Regions from separate parts of the Homo sapiens genome. Here region 1 is linked to region 2. A link is a loop called in an ENCODE intact Hi-C map of the cell type or tissue named here. Cell type or tissue: psoas muscle. All regions are shown on one strand. Each heading gives the region's core, and the rest is flanking DNA. Links, peaks and the distances in the headings are about the cores only.

Region 1 (10,582 bases), core at 1,229-9,228, 49 kb before region 2:
ATCTAGTTCATTCCTATAACTTTGGGAAGGGCTGCACTTAAAATGTTCCAAAAAGAGAAATGTCTACCTTTTTGTCATAAAATCCCAGGAAAGGACATAATCTAAGCCCACTTACTCTTGTTCTATGCGAATTATTTATAGTTTTGTTTATTCTATAACTAGTCAAAGGACAGTTGATTTGCTATTTCAACTAAGTCCTCAAGAGATATGAACAGATAGCAAAGAAAAACATCAGCCATTAGAGTTCATTTTCTTTTTTTTCCAGTCAGGGTCTCACTTTACCACCCAGGCTGAAGTGCAGTGGCATGATCATGGCTCACTAAAGCCTCAACCTTGTGGGCTTAAGTGATCCTCCCACCTCAGCTGCCCAAGTAGCTGGGACTAGAGGCACAAGGCACTATACCTGGCTAATTTTTTCGCTTTTTTTTTGTTTGTTTTCCACAGATGGGGTCTTGCTATATTGCCCAGGCTGGTCTTTAACTGCTGGCCTCAAGCAGTCCTCCCACCTCAGCCTCCCAAAGTATTGGGATTACAGGCATAAGCCACCACACCCAGCAACAGTTCATTCTCGAATAAAATCAATTCCATACCCTTAAGTGCAGAGAGAAATGGTGTCCAACTTCATTCCTTACATCTTAGTTCCTTACAACTGAAAATCAGTTAACTAGTGGGTTAGGAGTAGACTTAAGAATCAAAGAAATAGGTAATTTTCACATATCCTGGGCCGCCTTGGCTAGAAAAGGATACTCCAGGTCCACCTATATTTTTGCTTAGGGTTTCTAAGAGAGTACCAACCTCTTTTCATGGCACAAAAGACCAACACCATGCCTACCTTAAAACTGGCAGCTCTTAACTCCTTGTTAGCTGCCACCATGGATTATTTGGCCTATATTCCCAGCTTTAAATAGGGCTTCCAGAAACAGTGCTATTTGTGAACTGAGAGTTTGAGCAGGTAAGCTGAAGCTCTCACACAAGAGGAATAAACCACTAGCACCTTGAAACTGTCAAAATACCCTAAAAAATCACAATAAATGTAAAAGGTTTAGAGGGCACAGGAGACCTCAAAGATCTCCAAACCAACTAGGGCTTAGCTTAGGGGCCAAATACTATGAATGCATGATCTAGGGACTTTTCAGATACTTGCCTTCCTAGGAGTTTAGGGTGGCTGCTTTTGCTCCTTTCTTAACCACAAATCTTAGGACTGAAAGAGGTGAGGCACATGACCACAACAAATGTGACACAATGGGCAGAGATAAGGGAGAACCTTGGCTGAGAACCACAGAGGATTTGGATTGCACAAATTTTGGAGCAAGGTCTTACTTACCTTGTGGGACGCTCCCTTGTGCTGGGCCACACGTTTTGTATTCTTGCAACACTGTGTGGCAGACAGTTCTGCTACTCGAACCTGCCCGTCACGGGCACACATGGCCAGAGTAGAATCACCACTGTTAGGAAGAAACTTGGCCTGGGGTGTTAAAAATGAAAAAAAGGACACACAAAAGAAATGAGAGAGGTAAACTTGAGAATAAAAAATACGATGATGACCTCAACTTACCCCCTTTTCTTACATGACAGCTGGAAACTTAGCTTTCCTACTCTTGTACAGCTGGCTAAGCCCAATTTCTTCCAGGAGTTAAAGGAAAGGGAGAGAAAAAACTTCCTTTGATGTAAGAGAGCATTTCAGTTGGCTCTGGAAGATTGAACTGGCACATGATAAGAGCTCAGATGAACTAGGACTGTATCTAGCAGAGGAGAAAAGGAATAGAGGAGGAAAAATCTACTTTGATTAAGAAAGTAAATATAAATTTGCTACAAAGAAAAAGGAAAATAGGGGGAATGTCAGGGAAGAAAAGAGAACACCCTTAGGATAAATGGCTGGTACCAGTACAGTAGATGGGGCCAAGGAGTAAAATCTTTCCAGAATAACAACAGTATAAGCTAACATTTATCAAATGTTTATTAAGTACCAGTCACAGTTCTAACTGCTTAGCTTCTATTGTTACTTAATCCTCATAACCCTATGTGTTATTAGTCCCATTTTACAGATAAACTGAAGACAAAGGTAAAATAACTTGGCCAAGATCACTGAGCTAGTAAGCAGAAGGGCTAGGATTTGAACTCAGGCAGTTTGGTTCAAGAGCCTGTGCTTATACTACACTGCCTCCTACCAGCACACATTTAATAAGCTGCATGCACCCTACCTATGAGGCTTCCAACAGTCCACATGCTCAAGGAATCTAGGGTTGCCAAGAGTCTTTCAGTGTATTTAGGTCATTAGGGGAGCCAAAGTAGGGCCATGTCCCGATATGTAATTCCTACAATAACTCACTATCAGCTCCCAATCCATGCTGCAGTTCAGATTTCTCTAACTCATGCCTGATTCTCTCAGTTGCTATTATGCTCCCTTGCCTCACCTGGAACACATTACTTTTGTGGCCACTCTCAAAGTCCAGTACTGGCTGCCGCCGTACCCAATCCCACACCACCACCTTCAGGTCATCGCTGCCACTGGCCAGCCAGGTGCCGCGCTGGTTAAAGTGCAGGGTATTGACACAACCAGTATGGCCCTCAAGCCCATGCTGCAGGCGGAAACGCTGCACAAAGACTCTTGCCCCACAGGCCTCATAGACAAAGCGGGCACTTGAACCCAGCTCCCGCTCCCGAAGGGCAGGGAGGGCTTGCCAGCGAGGTCGGGGTAGAGCTGATGTTTCTGAGGACACCCAGTCCTCTAGGGCCCGCTCATCATCTGATGAGTCCTGGTCACGGTTAGCCCGCTTGCGCTGTACACGGCGCCGAGGCTGCTCTTCTTCCTCCTCTTCTTCCTCCTCTTCCTCTTCCTCTGAGCGGTCATGGACTCGATTTTCATCATTAATGGAGTAATGACCAGTGTCCTCCATGCTGTCAGAGTCCTTATCTTCACCTGAGCTCTCTGTGTCTGTGCCTCGACTTTCTGTGCTGGTGCGGTTGGGGCCACCATCATCCCCAGTCAAGCTCAAACTCAGGTCTGAGGCCTCCACTTCAATGCCTGAGGATGTCTCCCTCCCCTCTTCAGCTCCAGACATCTCCTCTGGACTGCTAGACAGGCTTCCTGCATGTTAGTGAGGAAGGAGTAGAGGAGAGGGAAAAATAAGAAAACAGGATAGTGACCACCTTAGTCTAAGAAATCTTCACATCAAAAGACCAAAAAATGAACTTTGGTCCAAGTGTTTTCATTACAAATAATTACAGAGAGTACCCTCTGAGGGGAAATCTTGTAAAGGACAAGAAATTGAAAAGATTAAGATCAAATCCACACACATAAAATACTTCAACAAAAGCAAAGAATCTCAGGACAATCTAAGATTATATTAAGTTCTCAAGAGGCAAAACATTGGCATATTGTATAAAAGTGTGCCTGATACATCTACCATTGGCTCTGTTGTATTGGATGGGCATTTATTAAGTTATAGCAAATAATTAAACAGAATATAAAAAGAAGAGCCAACTCCAGCAAGAGCTAGCATAGCCATCTTCTTAGCGAAAGACGGAAACCAGCTGATAAAAATCACTCTTGACTTATGGATGTGGTGTTGCACCATTTCCTACTTTAAGAAAGTATCAGGCCAGGCACGGTGGCTCACGCCTGTAATCCCAGCACTTTGGGAGGCCGAGGCACGTGGATCACGAGGTTAGGAGATCGAGACCATCCTGGCTAACATGGTGAAACCCCGTCTCTACTAAAAATACAAAAAATTAGCCGGGCGCCTGTAGTCCCAGCTACTCAGGAGGATGAGGCAGTAGAATGGCATGAACCCAGGAGGCAGAGCTTGCAGTGAGCCAAAGTCGCACCACTGCACTCTAGCCTGGGCGACAAAGCGAGACTCCATCTCAAAAAAAAGAAAGTACCACTACACCTTCTGTCACCTAAATCCTAAGCTTCTTCCCCACCTAAGTTTCTAAAATTCACTAAGAAAGCAAGCTGAAGGGGTAAGTGGGAATTGTGATCATTTGAGTGGGTTCTTGCTCACCTTTTGCTAGTAAATATATTTTGACTTACTTCCATTAGTTTGAATTTTTTAATATAATTCTTAGTCACACATTTTTAGTCTCTCTATTGAGACAGTTTTATTAGGAAGCATATATAAAATTGATAAAAAGCTGGGCTACTATAGTGGTGCCTAAGACGAAAGTTCAGTATATTCTAGGTCTGCTATGCTGATAGTTAAATAACTAGGTCACTTTTATCGATCTTATCTCCTATAACTACATACTGCATTCTCTTAACTCACAACAGTCAAGTCAATTCCAATGAGAACTTGAGGAATGTTCTAAAGCCAATACAACCACAACTTCCAACCTAAGTCAAGGTGTGAAGAAAAAAGGGGAGAATAAAGATTTTAAATGCTGCTCATGGGCCTCCTTTCCTCAGATGGCTATAAATTTTATCCGCCAGAAGTAAAAGCTGTCAGGAAAGGCAGACCATCCAGTATGAGCTATTCAACTCCAATACCACACTGATGTTTAAGGATTCAAAGGTGGAGCACCTTATTGCCTAGTCATGTGGATTAGAGCAGTAATTTGTGAAGAGCTCTGAAGCAATGTACTCTTAAGCAAAACCCAATACTGAAAAAAGATCAACAATACAAGTGCTTTGATTCAAGCAGTAACAGAAGCCCAGAAGACATAAACAGTTCTTGCAGGCTGGGCGCGGTGGCTAACACCTGTAATCCCAGCGCTTTGGGAGGCCAAGGCGGGTGGATCACCTAAGGTCAGGAGTTCAAGACCAGCCCGGCTAACATGGTGAAACCCCCATTTCTACTAGAAATACAAAAAATTAGCCGGGCGTGGTGGCATGTGCCTGTAATCCCAGCTACTTGGGAGGCTGAGGCAGAAGAATCGCTTGAACCTGGGAGGTGGAGGCTGCAGTGAGCCGAGATTGTGCCACCGTACTCCAGCTTGGTAACAAGAGCAAAACTCTGTCTCAAAAAAAAAAAAAAAAGCCTCAACTAAGAGCACAGTATAAAACAACTGGGCTAGGGGCTGGAAGAAAAAGTTATGAAGTACAGAAATTTGAACCCAAGGACCACATTTGCTGAGCCTGTTATATATGCTACGAAAGTTTAGCAGTTACAGTTTTTTGAAATGCAGCTGGGCTTGAGCTTGGGAGTGGTGAGCAGGGACTGAAACACCAACCTAACAGGTCTGTAGAAAAGAAAAAATAAAACACCAAAACATCTAGTGTTTATTGTTAAAATTATGAGTAACAAATATAGACAATTTTGGAGGCCTTACCACATTAACATAAGGGCCAGAGGGTATCACAAGCTCATCAAGAAGTCCCCAACAGTAAATCACCAAGATCTAGAGTAGGGGTTTGCAAATTTTTTCTGTAAAGGGCCAGATAGTAAAAACCTTAGGCTTTGCAGACCATACGGAGCTCCACCACAACTACTCAACTCCAGTATGTAGAACAAAAGCAACTCATAGACACTACATAAACGAACAGGCATGACTGTATTCCAATAAAACTTTACAAAAACAAGTGGCAGGCTGGATTTGGCCTGCAATTTATAGTTTGCCAATCCTTGACCTAGCTAATGGTCAAGCTCCAAATCAATAGTATACTTTAACTCCTCTAGAACCCTGTGCCTTTCAACTAAACCCAGTGAAAAATATGAACCACTTTCCTTTACAAAAGATGAATGAATGGCAGTGATAAGAACATATGGAGCAATAAAAAAGCATGTTGAAAATCTCACTTATCCTTCCTCCAATCACATCAACTAGAATTTAGCCTGTTATCCTGACCTTCAAGGTGCTAAGGAATGCTGGACTCTGTGCTGCCCAACTATATCCATTTAAAGGCGGCTTCTCTAATTTAAAAGTTGGCTCAGAGGTGAAGAGCTGGTTAAATAACCCAGGTGGTAGTTATACTCTATTAGAATTTTTATATTCTGCCTTCAAATCTGCCCTAAAGCCAGTGATTTGACACTTGGCAGCACTGGTCCTGAAAAGAAGGAGGAGGGAAAGGAAGGAAGGAAGGAAATAAATGGAAAGAAGGGAGGGGAAGTAAGGAAAGGAAATAAGGAGGGGAAAGATGTCCCACTCCTAGTTGGGTTGTAACTTCATCCCTTATGTAATCACCTTTTTTTTTTTTTTTTTTAAAAAGACGGGGTCTCGCTATGTTGCCCAGGCTGGTCTCAAGCTCCTGGGCTCAAGCGATCTGCCTGTCTCAGCCTCCCAAAGTGCTGAGATTATAGGCATGAGCCACCATGCCCAGCCATGTAATCTCTCTATCAAACTACTACTTACTGTGGAAAGGGACCTCTCAATATAACTGGGAAGCTCATCTTCCCTAAAATTCCCTTGTTCCTACTAGCCATTAGATTTTATTTTTCTCCTTTACTAACAGCATTTCCTAGGTTCTGCCCATCCTTATAGCTTTATAGAACTCCAAACCACTTGACCTCTTAGAAGTACAGCTCTGTTATTGATATTTTGAAAATGATCAGATAAAATCAGAAGAAGCAAAAGCATAATATAGTCCAAGGTGTTTCCTGTGTAGTTTCCTAAACTCAGAACAACACAGGAAAGTTTCCCTCTCTCCACTAAAATCCAGGCCTCCACTCTATCTTGCAGGGAGGAGGACAACCTCAGTTGATAGTAAAAATAGCTTCACCTTCATTTTGGCCCCTTACCATTAGCTAAGTCTGTTCTGCCATCTGTGCTGCTCCCTTTGCTGGACATCTTGAATGATGTTTGCTGTAGCCAGCCTGGGTTTGGGAGAGGAAGAAACCAAAACAATTAGGAAACCACCTGGGAAAGAAGACAATAGGGACAAGGAGATTTAACAATGTACAGGTTTTATCATTTTTATAAAAATGATTTGTGTATGCATGCTTAACAGGTCTTCTCAGCTTGTGAAATTTTTTCTTCCTTATGTTTTCTTCCCTATGTTTAAAATCCATATAATGATATATTTTTGGGGAGGTCAAGTGCCATCTCTTTACTTCACTCACTGAGTAACTGGCAGTGATTTTTCAGATGCGAAAGTGGGAACTAAAATAAAACCTGGAACAGGAGGCACATATCAAATGACAGGTACTGCAAGCCAAGAGTCTCAACTCAATACATAAAGCTAACTTCAGCATTGCCCCCTAGGCAAGAATCTTCCAATGTAAATAAGTGACATATGTATCCTCAAACTCTGTACAACACTTGTTTTCACAACATAAAGAGGTGGGTCAGATTCTGAGTATCATTTTACACACAAATCAACAGAAATCAACCTCTTGGGGGAAGAGATTGAGCTTTCTGTTCACTCAGATGACTAACTTCAAACCTATTATTATTATTCTTTCTTTTTTTTTTTTTGAGACAGAGTCTCATTCTGTCGCCCAGGCTGGAATGCAGTGGCGCTATCTAGGCTCACTGCAAGCTCTGCCTCCCGGGTTCACACCATTCTCCTGCCTCAGCCTCCCAAGTAGCTGGGACTACAGGCGCCTGCCACCATGCCCACCTTTCTGTATTTTTAGTAGAGATGGGGTTTCACTGTGTTAGCCAGGATGGTCTCGATCTCCCGAGTGATCCGCCCGCCTCGGCCTCCCAAAGTGCTGGGATTACAGGCATGAGCCACCACGCCCAGCCCAACTAACTTCAAACTTATTAAAGGCACAGATACTAAGGATTATAGAGCTGAAACTAGAAATCAGGAGCACCCTATCCCTAGGAAAGAAGCTTAAGTTGTTTTGTTTCCCTTAGGACTAACAGTCAGAGTCTCTAAGCACAAAGACAAAGGTGGGGAAGAAAAAGGCAACATTTCCATTAAACCATCTCATCCCATTTCATATAATGGCAAACACTGTTTCACCTAACAGCACCAGCTTTCACCAGACTCATCTTTCCTTAACAAGGAATCAGGGTATCTAACTCACTTCCTTTTATGCCACTATAAAACATTCATATTTTTTTCAGAGCCTCACTGCCACCTCCAGTAAATTCCAAAGAGCAAAGAATAATATTATTCAGACCAGAATTTTATTAAGCCCTTTCAGTGACTTGGACAAAAGGCACTAGTAAAAGACAAAGTATAATTATGACCCCAGTCCTTGTACCCAGGCACACTGGCCTCTAATCTTTCAACAGCCCTTTCATTCCCATGACAATTATTCCAGAAGCAGCCTCATCCTTATCTTTTCCTCCGCTACCCTCTATAGAAATCTAAGCTGCTTCATTAAAAGTATCCTCTGTCAAAAGACAGTAGCCCAAAGATTGTTCATAATAGGCCAAGGTGGGAATAGAAATACTGCAAGACTGGGGCTGAAGCTGACTGAACTTCAGGAAGGGACACCTGGAAGGGTGATGATGAAAGACAATGGCAACAAAAAACAGATATGTGAAGCAACATGAAGAAAAATAGTGAGAAGCTGTTTGCAATGCATTTTGTTTTCCTCATTTTTGAGGTAGACAGTTTTGTATAGCATTCCTCACACAGCACTTGTTTTTCCCTCTCAACAGTCCTTGTTTATATTCTTTAGAATAGGAGCCTATCTTCTCCATCTAGAGTTTAAAATTATATTAATTCCTATCAAGTGGGGAAAATGTACTACTTTGTTAAGATTAATCCCAGCACTTTGGGAGGCCGAGGAGGGCAGATCACCTGAGGTCAGGAGTTCGAGACCAGCCTGAGCAACATGGAGAAACCCTGTCTCTACTAAAAATACAAAATTAGCTGGGCATGGTGGCACATGCCTGTAATCCCAGCTACTAGGGAGGGTGAGGCAGGGGAATTGCTTGAACCTGGGAGGCGGAGGTTGTGGTGAGCCGAGATCGTGCCATTGCACCCCATCCAGCCTGGGCAACAAGAGCAAACTCCGTCTCAAAAAAAAAAATTAAAAAAAACTTATAAACTAAGGTAATAAGCAGACCAGTGTAACATGAAGAACAGATCTGATGTTTTCCCACCTCCATAATCAAAACTCTTTACCATACGTTTCACCCCACTATTATCCACTCCCAGAGAATTCAAAAGCAGCTGCAGAGAACCTCTCTCAAAACCAAGCATCAACTCCTACAGGAGCCCAGACTGCCTGAACTTTTGACTCATAATTGCTCTAGAAAATACATGTGCACAGATGATAAAAGTAAGTAGAATTAAATGTCAAAATTTCTGCAGAAGGATACTCTAGAGCAGTGGTCTCCAAACTTTGATTATGAACCTATATGAGTGAAAACTTTGAGCAGGAACCTGATGCTCACAGGTGTGGCATGCACCTGTAATCACAGCTACTCAGAAGGCTGAGAAAGGACTGCTTGAGCTCAGGAATTCAAGACCAGCCTGGGCAGAACTGTGAGACCCTTGTCTCTATAAATCAGTCAAGGAGGCAGAGATGCTGTGCCCTAGGTGTCAAGTATAGGAGCCACTGAAAAATCTTTTCCAGCCAGGCACGGCAGCTCACGCCTATAATCCCAGCACATTGGGAGGCCGAGGCAGGAGTTGGAGACCAGCCTGGGCAACATAAGAAGACCCCCGTCACTACAGAAAAGAAAAAAATCAGTCAGGCATATGCCTGTAGTCCCAGCTACTTGGGGTAGGGCTGAGATGGAAGGATCACATGAGCCATAGAAGTTGAGGCTGCAGTGACCTGTGATTATACCACTTCTCTCCAGGCAGGACGACAGAGCAAGACACAGTCTCCAAAAAAATAAAAAATAAAAAATCTTTTCCATTACCAAAGAATACAGTCTTAACTTTATAAACTGAGGTCTGCAGAGAACATATTTGATTCAAATCCAAACTATCTTCTTCACTTTTCACTGTATTTCCAACAAATCCACTATTTTTACTTTGATCAACTTTCATGTAAAATCTAGTCCAAAGCTAATCTTGCTGAGGTTGGAAAAGCTGATGAGCTCACTGTCCCAGGTAGTTGGAGGAGTTTAATTAGATTAGCTCCACTGTTCCTACTCTAAAAATAACCATAACTCCTGCCAAACTGAAGGTTAAAGAGTAACCCACTGGAGGGTGAGGAAAAAAGACCCAGGTGCCATTTTAATTTCACTAAGAAATTCCAGTGACCTAGATTTTTCTTGTCTTAATAAGAATAAAGCCTTAAATTTTTAACCAATTACATGACAAAATATTAACTAAAAACCAGGCAGAAAGACTTTACTACGCTGGATAAGAGTACTCTGTAAAAGAGATACCAAGTGTCTCTTGTTTAAAACTACTGGGGCTGCTCTTTTCCTCTAATATGATGAAAGATCTGCATAAGAGACTACGTATCCCTTGTCCGGTGTATCCTCTTACCCAAAATGCTTGGGGCCAGAAGTGTTTCAAATTTTTAAATATTTGCAATATACCAGTGGAGCATCTCAAATCAGAAAATTCAAAATCCAAAATGCTCCAACGAGTATTTCCTTTGAGCATCAAGTTGGCATTCGAAAAGTTTCAGATTTCAAAGCATTTTAGATTTCAGATTTTTTAATTTGGGATGCTCAACTTGTACCAGAATAACTGAACATTCAACTGCCAAAAGAAAAAAACTAAAGAACCTCAATCCATACATTGTACAATATACAAAAGCTAAGTCAAAATGAATCA
Region 2 (10,582 bases), core at 1,529-9,528:
TATAATTGATATGACAATTATGGCACATAACATACTACTTTCTCTCACTTCATTTTTTTTTTTTTATTTTTTTTTGAGAAGGAATCTTGCTCTGTCGCCTACGCTGGAATGCAGTGGCGCCATCTCGGCTCACTGCAGCCTTGGCCTCCCGGGTTCAAGCGATTCTTCCTGCCTCAGCCTCCCGTGTAGCTGGGATGACAGGCGCGCGACACCACGTCCGACTAATTTTTGTAGAGACGGGGTTTTAACATGTTGGCCAGGCTGGTTGGCCAGGCTGGTCTCGAACTCCGGACCTCAGCTGATCCGCCCACCTCGGCCTCCCGAAGTGCTGGGATTACAGGCGTGAGCCACTGCGCCCGGCTTCACTTCATTGTTTCCCTCAAATATTATCTTTTCTGAAACGCTTTCCTTGGCCATTCCCGTTCCTTTTCTTCCTAACACTGAACAGTATCTGACATACTATCTACCGTACTTTTTTATTCTCCGCTCCCCACCCTGCAGAATTTAAACACCATGAACGCAAAGATTTTCGTCTGTTGTCTTCACTGCTGTAAAGCCCAACTCCCAGGCTAGGGTTTAAAACTTAGTAGGCATTCATTGGCCACTCTTTGCTCTCGCAGTCCCTAATCAGGCACATCTGTCTGCCCAATCTAGTGGCATCTCTCATTTCCTATTATCTATTAGAACTGTTTGATTAAAGGACACAGGGCCGGCCAGGAACTTAGAACTCCATGTTATTAAGAGAGCCTCTGGTACCTTGGACTGAGCAGGGCAATTCGAATGCAGTAGTAATAGACTTACTTTCCCTGAACAATCTCCTTTTCTCCACACAGAACCCAACCTCCAACTGAGTGAACACGGGGAATGCTCAGATAGAGGTAACTCTAGACGTCCCTTTCCTCCTTTGGAATTGTTCTATTCAGATGTCAGAATGTAGCAACTGTTTCACATACAAATCTGTTTTCGCACTTAGAGAGCACCTATTATTAAGGTCTTGTTCTGGGCACAGTGAGGACAGAGAGATAAATCAGGACCACCCCCTGCTGTAAGGTAGCTAAGTGGGGGTGAGCCGGAGGTATGATGAGATATACACACAGTATGATACAAGGTAAGAATTTTAAATGAAAAAAAATCCTGTGTTAAGTCACCTCATCACTTTCATTCTTAGCTTCCTAAACACACATTTGAGTACTGCATCAAGCACCAGATCAAGCACTTACTATGTCCTTCACAGATAGGGCACAGACTTGTAAAATCATATCTGCAAAACCTGTTTTCTTCCAACCACAAGTAGTGTGTTTTGGGATCAAAATATTATGAACTGTGAGTTAGAAAGCCTAAATTCCAGCCCCAATTCTGCCACTAATCACTTTTGAAGTCCTTTACAATTCTAAACTTCTGTAATCAAATCCTTTCCTGATAAACCTGTTTTCCAACACCTGCAACATAATTTATTCCAGACTTTCTCATTCAAACTGCTTACACGTGTATCTCCAATATGGCTATAGTTGTAACAAGCACGTCAAAAAAAGAAAACTTGTCTATCAACAGGCATCTCTATTGGTTTTATTTTTTGAGACAGAGTTTCACTGTTGCCCAGGCTGGAGTGCAGTGGTGCAATTTTGGCTCACTGCAGCCTCCACCTCCCGGGTTCAAGTGATTCTCCTGTCTCAGCCACCTGAGTAGCTGGGTCTGCAGGCTCGCGCCACCATGCCCAACTAATTTTTGTATTTTTAGTAGAGACAGTGTTTCACCATATTGGCCAGGCTGGTCTTTAACTCCTGACCTCAAGTGATATGCCCACCTTGGCCTCCCAAAGTACTGGGATTATAGATGTGAGCCACTACACTTGGTCAATTGGCTTTAAACTAATGTAATATAAGCATGTTAATTAAAAGATAATAGATGATAATTAAAATGGAGTCAAAAACAAGCATGATTCTTTCTTTGCATTATTTCTTAAACTTCTTTCTGCTTTTCTATTTTTACTCCTAATATTCCTAACATCTCATCTCAGTATTTACTGACCTACTGACTGCTCCTTCTGCCCTTCTAATGTATAGCGAATACTGTTGAATAACAGTATTTTATAACGCTTTCATATCACTCTGTTCCTTAAGGATTTAATGGTTCTCCACAGTTTATCGAACAAATTCTAATTCTTGCCTGGGAGTCACAATTATTTCACATCTTGTATTTTTAGTAGAGACAGGGTTTCACCATGTTAGCCAGGATGGTCTCGATCTCCTGACCTCGTGTTCCGCCTGCCTTGGCCTCCCAAAGTGCTGGGATTACAGGCGTGAGCCACCACGCCCGGCCTTTTTTTTTTTTTAAGACAAAGTCTTGCTCTTGTCCCCTAGGCTGGAGTGCAATGGTGTGATCTCAGTTCACTGCAACCTCCGCCTCCCGGGTTCAAGCAATTCTCCTGCCTCAGCCTCCTGAGTAGCTGGGATTACAGGTGCCTGCCACCCTACCCAGCTAATTTTTGTATTTTTCGTAGAAACAGGGTTTCACCGTGTTGGCCAGGCTGTTCTCGAACTCCTGACCTCAGGTGATCTGCCTGCCTTGGCCTCCCAAAGTGGTGGGATTACAGGCGTGAGCCACCACTCCCGGCTAATATGTACATTTTTTTTTTTTTTGAGACGAAGTCTCGCTCTTGTACCCCAGGGTGGAGTGCAATGGCACAATCTCATTAGTAGTATGTACTCTGTTGAGAAGGCAGCCTTAGTTTAGGGATGCTGTTTAAAAAAGCAACTCTTAAGATAAAGCTAAAAAATACAACGTATAGTATGAAGAGAAGTAAAAAACAAAGTGAAGCTCCCTAATATATTGATACGAGAAAATACCAAAAATGTTAAATGAAAAAACAAAGGTACAAAATTGTTAAATAGTGTGGTTTCATTTGTGTATAAAAGGAGATAGAGAATGGCATAGTGATATCAGCATGTGCATGTATATGTGTGTGTGTGTATATATATATATATATAAAATTTCTGGAAGGATGTAAGAAAGCTGGTAACAGTGGTTACCTGTTTAGGGGAAGGTGATAGGAACTGGGTGGCTGATGAAAGGGTGGAAAGATTTGTCACAGAATAGCTTTTTATATTTACTGATTTTTCAACTATATGCATTTATTATTTATTGAAAACATGAATTTAACACGCAAAAAAGTACTTATTTTAATCGAAGGCACAGTAATGTCACTCTACCCAATTATTCTTAGCATATGACAAGCAAAATATTGTATTGTTAATGTAATCATTGTATCATTGTAATATATATAAAGTACTATTCTTTTATCTGTATATTACATGTAAAATATCTAGAACAGTGACAGTCACATGGCAGGTGCTCAATAAATATTGCTATAATTAGCAAAAGATAAAAGGCTGCAATCAAAAACAGAATAAGGGAGCTACTTGCTTTCTATCATTTTCACAGCAGTTTAGGTCCTCATATATACCCTATGAAAAACATGTGCTTCTTTTTTTCTTTCTTTTTTTTTGAGATGGAGTCTCACTCTGTCGCCCAGGCTGGAGTGCGGTGGCGCGATCTCAGCTTACTGCAACCTCCGCCTCCCGGGTTCAAGCAATCCTCTGCCTCAGCCTCCAGAGTAGCTGGGATTACAGGCACCCACCACCATGCCCGGCTAGCTTTTTTTTTTTTTTTCCAATAGTGGATGTTTATTTTGTAATTAAAAATTATTACTGGAAGGAAGATATGTACTTTGGTGGGGTGCCTGCATGGGTGAACAAGAACATGAGAGTGTCCAAGAAATAAATGGCCAAGTCAAGAAGCTCTCATAGAGATTTATTTAGTGTGAGAAATATGAGAACAATAGTTGTAAAGAACAAATCAATAACCCGCAGTGTGCATTTTGGAAAACCAAATAACTTCTTCAAATTTCTGAGTACACAGAGGGTACCTGCCTTGAAATTTAAATGTCTAAGGAAAATGGGAGATGATTAAGAGTTGGTGTGGCCTAGTCACACCAAAATGTATTTATTACATCCTGCTCCTTTCTAGTTGACAGGAAAGAAAGCTGCTGTGGGGAAAGGAGGGATAAATACTGAAGGGATTTACTAAACAAATGTCCATCACAGAGTTTTCCTTTTTTTTTTTTTTGAGACAGAGTCTTGCTCTGTCACCCAGGCTGGAATGAAGTGGTATGATCTCAGTTGAATGCAACCTCCACCTCCTAGGTTCAAGCGATTCTCATGCCTCAGCCTCCTGAGCAGCTGGGACTATAGGCGCATGCTACCATGCCAGGCTAATTTTTATATTTTTATTAGAGACGGGGTGTTGCCATGTTGGCCAGGCAGGTCTCGAACTCCTGGCCTCAGATGATCTGCCCACCGTAGCCTCCCAAAGTGCTGGGATTACAGGTATGAGCCACTCCACCCAGCCCAGAGTTTTCATTTGTTCCTTAAAATAATTAAGCTGGAAAGGCAAGGACAATTATGAGCACAACTGTAGTCAAGTTGAGAAGACCTCAAAAAAGTCAAGTTTAGACCTTCGGATTTTCCATAGAAGAGAAAAAGATACTAGGTTTTAGGGTACAGAGAGCCAGATCTGAAGAGTAGCTGCAGGGGGAAGGTGCTGTTAGAAGGAGGATATAGACACATTCTCTGGGGGGAACATATGGTGACTGACCCATGCACACAAAGGGGGCCTTAGCGAAACTGCAGAGGACTGATCCTTAAACCAATCACATCTTTGCCAATCTCTGTCACCTGTGGAAAAACAAACAAAGGAACAAGTTAGAGATTTGTAAGATTGAGAACCCTAGAAAATGTATTCCCTATACCCCTCAATGGGCACAGTAGACAGGTATTGGGGTGTTCATCACTGACTGGCCAAGAGCAGTGGGGAGATGCTCTAGCTTTCTCCAGTGTCACTGCCTCAGGGAGCAGGGGACAAGCACAAGAAGAAAAAAAGGACCACCATGTTTCTTTCTTTTTCCCCTTCGCTCAATATCCTAGATATATTTATTGAGGACAGTACTTACTGTGGTGACCCTGCAGATTTGACCTTTGAACTCAGGGGAATAGCAGGCCCCACTGAGTGGACACTTTTCTACTGGCTTTCCACGGTAGATGGGCCGATATGATGCAGCACAAATGTCAAAGGGGTTGTGCATGTCATAATTGAGCTGGTAGGCATCTGTGGGATTCTTCTCACAGGCAGACAGGATTTTTCGGGTCTAGGGGAAGGAAGGAGTATTTAGGAGGACAGAAGGCTGCAGACAACACCTCAAAGGATCCCAACACCATGGTTTGGTAGTTCCGTTGATGTGAGACACAACTGTACTGCGTGAAAAGAGGTCCCAACCTCTGTACTGGATGTATGTGAAGGGTTAACAATCACCATTCCTATTGTATCAAACTTTCCCCTTCTCAATACAAAAGTGGCTCCATAATCTAGACCCACATTCCTCCACCAACTCTAGAGATTATCAGGGTCAGGTCCTAGAAAGGGTTAAAACAGACTTCCATCACCCAAAAAGAATGCATTTGGAGGACACAAGTAATGAGATGTGTATGTGAAGCTTTGTGGTGGTTGTGATGGGATATCTGGAGCTTAAGGACAGGACTGGGGTTACTTTCAGCTGCAGTGGAGCTATTCTAGGTTGCACGGCACTCTTAGACGAGTGCCATGTCTCAATAAACTATTAATTTTCCAGGAACAAAGGAAACACCAAGTCAGGAAGTAAACAGAGGGTAGCATTCTGTTGGCTTTTTGTTGAATGTTGTTATTTATTGCTTTGTTTCAGAGGCAAGGACCTTGGTCTGCTCCCTCCATGTAAGAGCTGATCTGGCTTCCCTATGGTCACTGAAGGAGTTCCATCTACCTGTTGGGCCACCTCAGGCTTGGGCCCGAGTTCTAGTAGGCGCCGAGCAAAGGTGGCAGCTGTCTTGAAGTTCTTGAGCTTGAAGAACAGATTGAGGGCTGTACGCAGCACCAGGATCATGTGCACAGGCTGCAGGTTTGAGTGGGTGAAATAGGCTGCCATCTGGTGGACAGAAAAAGGAACACATGCCAGGTTGATGCTACACCTGGTAGAAGTCATTTCTAAGCTGCTACACATGCATAAAAAACACAACACAAAATAGGATGATGGGCTATAAAGCTGAGAGGTCTTCTACCTCCTAGGTATGGAGGACTGGTGAGATGAGGAAGTAGGATGAAGAAATGTATCCTCCCCTCATAGAAATGAAGGGCCTAAATTTCTCTTCATCCCCACTCAGATCTGGGTTTGAAATTAAAGAATTCAAACCTAGTGAAGGGTGAAGGGAAGGACGTCTCTGTTGTGCTCAGGGTCCTATAGATCTTACCTCACAGATGCGCTTCTGCTGTTCTAGAGTCTCTTTGGGCAGCTTCTTCCTTTCTGTCTCCACGGACAAACCCACAATGTACTCACGGCAAATGGTGATGAGCTGCTGGGCCTGTAGAGGGGGCAGAAGGTCAGGATACAGAGACAAGAATGTGGAAGTGCCCAGAACTGGGACAGCGGCTAGACCCTCCTACCTCTGCAATCTCTTGTTTATTGTCCACAACAAGAAGTGGCACACTGAGAAGGATGGAACGGAATTTTTCCACAGCCTCCTCAAATTTGCCAACTGTGGTGAGCTGGTAGCACAGCTGCAACCGTTGGATGAGGTCATTAAGCTTCAGGCCCACAGCTGGTACACCATTCTTCAGCCCTGCATCCTTCCTGGAAAGGGAAAAGTAGGAAGAAGACAGGATAGTCAGTAGGCAACTAGGACCCAATTTCCTTTTCTGGCAAACATCCTCATAGCTACCCTCCTGTCTCCTGTTAAAGTAGCTGGGGAAGAGGATGACAGCAGGTGTAAACCAACCCCATAGAGTAACAAACCAAAGATCTTTTTCTACTGGGAAACCCTAGCTCTGAGAGAATTCTGACTATGTCACTGAGGCTACCATCTGAAATATCGACCACAACTTGGAACAGATGAAAGCAAAGAGAAAAGGGCCTTACCAGTTGCGATTAGGATAGCCATACATGGAGGGTAGGCAGGGCAGAGCCTGATAGGTTGTGCGGCCTCGGGCGTATGTCTGTAGGAACAGTTGCTTGTAGGGGCCAAACTGGATTACCCCTACTTGGTCATGAAGGAGCTGGAACAGAAGGAAAGAAACAAGGATTTTGGCCCTGCTGCATAAAAAGCTACTTTTCCTTGGGCAAGGTAATTAATTTCTCTGTTCACGTTTCCTCATCAGTAAAATACACTTAATTGTAAGACCTACCTCATTTAATGATACCTATTAAAGTATTTAGGATAGTGCCTGGCACACAGTGAACATTAAATAAACGTTAGCAGTTATTGCAGTGTTATCATTATTGTTGTTATTATAACAATACTGGCTTAGTGTTCAAAACAGACCTCTGCTTGGAAAGGGGTACTTATCTCACTGATATGAGCCAGAAAGCAAGCTATAAATGGGTGGAAGATGACTGAAGGATATGCCCTAAGAGATTACTAGGCCAAGTGGAAGGCAGATAACAGGAAGGCAAGTGTACTTAACAAAGATAAAGAGTTTTCATGAAAAATATACACCTTTCCCCTTATGGGTAGGATAATTTCCCTTGATTAAAATGAGTCAACCATCTCCCGGGGACCCTGGGCTAGGCACACTCAAGAGGAAAAGCCAAGGTTACTTACCCGCATGGCTGTTTCGAAAGAGCCTGCCAGGATGTGATCAACTGGAAGCTGAGAGTTATTACACCAGATCTAACAAGAAACAAAAAAACCCAAGCCAAGTGAAACTTTGTCCCTTCTCTATTCTCCTCTGTAACTATAGTAGAAAAGTAGCCAACACCTGTTATATACCAATCAAGTATTAGCCACTCATCCCTGCCGTGCTAGGTTTCTTCCCGCTTACCTGAGTTGGACTTGTTCCCTTGGTTGGGGGCACAAAGAAACCATCTTCAGCCCCACCAGCTGCCCCAGGGGATATATCCTAGGGGAAAAACAAAAATTGAGTATTGAGTAATTTTTTTTTTTTTTTTGAGACAGGGTCACACTCTGTCACCTAGACTGGAGTACAGAGGCATGATCTCGGCACACTGCAACCTCTGCCTCCCATGCTCAAGCAATCCTCCAACCTCAGCTTCCCGAGTAGCTGGGACTGCAGGCATGAGTCACCACACCTGGCTAATTTTTGTATTTTTTTGTAGAGATGGGGTTTTGCCATGTTGCCCAGGCTGGTCTCCAACTCCTGAGTTCAAGTGATCTGCCTGGCTCAGCCTCCCAAAGTGCTAGCATTACAGGCGTGAGCCACTGTGCCCAGCCAAATTGAGTAATTTTTTAAGCCATTCAAGCACTTTGTTCTGTTGAATCTAGAACACAACCATTTACATTGTTCCCTGCCCCCACTGAGGAAGAGGGGTGATAGTTGTGGGAGAAGGCTGCCAAAATAGGAGCCACCTCACCAGTGACAAAATGACATATCAAAAACTCCAATTCAGATGAAACAGCTTGCTACCTTCTCATAAGCTGCTGCTGGCAGAACGCTGATTACCTCATTCTTCTTTCTTTCAAATGGGAGTTAAGCATCAGATTAGAGATAAGTCCTACATCCTCTCCTCTTGGAGCATATCAGGATAGATGGAAGTGACAAGGCCACTAACTTTGACTCTCTCGTTCTTCCTGCTTCTTTTACTTTTTAAAATAGAGACAGGGTCTTGCTATGGTGCCCAGGCTGGTCTTGAACTCCTGGGCTCAAGCAATTGTCCTGCCTTAGCCTCCCAAAGTGCTGGGATTACAGGCATGAGTCACCGTGCCCAGCCATCTTCCTTCTTTCAAATGGGAGATAAGCATCAGACTAGGAGGGTCTAGTCCCCTTCCCAGAAGGGCTGACCTTAGGATAGTGGTAGGGGATAGGATAGGAGACCTGAGGATAGTGGTAGGGGACAATAAGGCCTCTGGCTTCCACAGGGAGATACGGAGAGAACCTTCTAAGGGTACAAATTCCACATACCAGCTCAGGAGGGAGCTCCAGATCTTCTTCTACATCCCAGCCACCTCCTTCTTCCTGTCCCTTGCCAAGAGCATCATCCCCCAAACCTTCTGTAGCCTCCACAAACCCATCTGTAAGGAAAATTCAAGCTCAAAACAGATTTGGGCAGTGGCATAATCTTAGCCAAAGGAAGTAAAATCAATCCTAGTTCGTTTCATGGCCTGGAAGTCTGCAGAGCTACCCACAACCCAGTCCCAATCCAAGGTGTCCATCACCCCAGAACAGTCTTAAAACAGCACTTTTACCTTCATCCAACTGCAGCTCTGCATCCTCTCCCCAGCCCTCTGTACCAACAGTGTCAATGTCAATGTCAGCAGCCAGTGCTCCTCCCTTCCCTACAGAGGGAAGGAACAGAACGGAACTGGTTATAGTCCAGCAAGTCTGAGATACGGCCTTTTCTGTAGGCAGGTTAAATCCTTTCAAAAACAGGTGCCAAGCTTCTGCCTACTTACTATTTATTTTTGTGTATTATTTATTTTTGTGGTATATATGTTATGCTAACTTGCAGTAGCTTTCACAGAGGGAGGGAATAGAAGACAGATGGAAGGAACTGGCCTTCCTGCTACCAAAAACTGGCTCTTAAATAATTTGTACTTACCAGCCTTTGGCTACCAACTCTTGAATTTCTTCCTGAGCGCTTTGCTAAGCTACCACCACTACAATGTGTACAGGGCATCAGGCATAGGGTAGATAGAGGAGGTGGAGAAAAGAGTGGGGTTTGGCACAAAATGCTCAAGAGTCTGTTTAGGCTCTTACTCACGGGAAATGAACTAGGAGACCCAGAAAACAGGAGGAGGTTAAGGGTGGAAGTGGTGGAGGGTGATAGCACACATCTGCCTATACCCACATACCGGAATTACAGGTAGTTGAATTAGTACCTTTAAGATTGTATGTCATGAATGATAAAATACTGAACAAAGAACATGACTACATATATAGTAAAACCTAAGAAAATACACCAAAATATTAACCGAAGTTATTGATGGTAGTAGAGGGATCCCTTTTTTTCTCCCTATTTTCCAAATTTTCTTTAATGACCTGAAAATGCTATCTTAAGTTTTTAAGACTGCACCATAAATGACTGGCATTTCAATATTCCATTAGGCTCCATGCAGAAAAAAAGGACAAGTTAAACTAAATGCTAATGGTATTCTCTAGGACAGTTCTTCACAAAACAAACAACAAAAGTGCTATGGGAGAAATAGGTACTTACCTTTGCTGGCAATGGTGCCTTCAAAAAATCCTTTGGATACAGTCAATAAAGGCCAATTGGTATCCAATGGCATGATAGGTGCAGGTGGCTGGAGCAGCTTGGCATTAGGGTCAATGTCTGGGATCTGAATAGTAGAAGAAAAGAGGCTAAAAACAAATAGCACTTGGAAGTCACGTAAGGAAAGTTATGGAGCCTCCTTTGATCTCATTTGTTTCTCTGCCTCTCCTGGTAACCAGGTGGGAGAGTGACATTCATAATTTTAAATTGTTCTAAGATCCTAGAGTTAATCCTGTAATAAGAGACAATTATGTAAATAAAGACTCACTGTCT

The links. A loop is a pair of places that touch in the nucleus more often than their neighbours do. Peaks named below come from ENCODE experiments on the same cell type or tissue, not always from the same donor. Only the 100,000 strongest peaks of a DNase experiment are listed, where the experiment ranks them.
Region 1: it touches region 2 in a loop (6-fold over the local background); 10 of 110 quality-filtered maps call a loop at or near these places.

Annotation. Positions count from the first base shown.
Region 1 is chr1:160,237,283-160,247,864 of GRCh38, forward strand. It overlaps DCAF8 (DDB1 and CUL4 associated factor 8), which reads right to left. Exons shown (of 14, transcript NM_015726.4): 3 at 6,678-6,752; 4 at 2,415-3,088; 5 at 1,325-1,465. The coding sequence starts at 6,726. Among named protein-coding and RNA genes, the nearest start is that of DCAF8-DT, 19 kb to the right of the region's middle. In psoas muscle, for the core only: no CTCF peak of the experiment used is centred there; no DNase peak of the experiment used is centred there; H3K4me3 peaks cover 1,517 bases; H3K27ac peaks cover 5,941 bases.
Region 2 is chr1:160,285,484-160,296,065 of GRCh38, forward strand. It overlaps COPA (coat protein complex I subunit alpha), which reads right to left. Exons shown (of 33, transcript NM_004371.4): 22 at 10,578-10,582; 23 at 10,253-10,376; 24 at 9,285-9,374; 25 at 9,001-9,110; 26 at 7,903-7,980; 27 at 7,683-7,751; 28 at 7,001-7,137; 29 at 6,529-6,715; 30 at 6,336-6,446; 31 at 5,852-6,013; 32 at 5,009-5,203; 33 at 3,111-4,733. The coding sequence ends at 4,674. LOC107985219 (a long non-coding RNA gene) reads left to right here. Exons shown (of 3, transcript XR_001738265.2): 2 at 834-878; 3 at 5,774-7,343. Among named protein-coding and RNA genes, the nearest start is that of PEX19, 5.6 kb to the left of the region's middle. In psoas muscle, for the core only: a CTCF peak has its summit at 6,019 (motif pointing left); a DNase peak (open chromatin) is centred at 6,008; H3K27ac peaks cover 295 bases.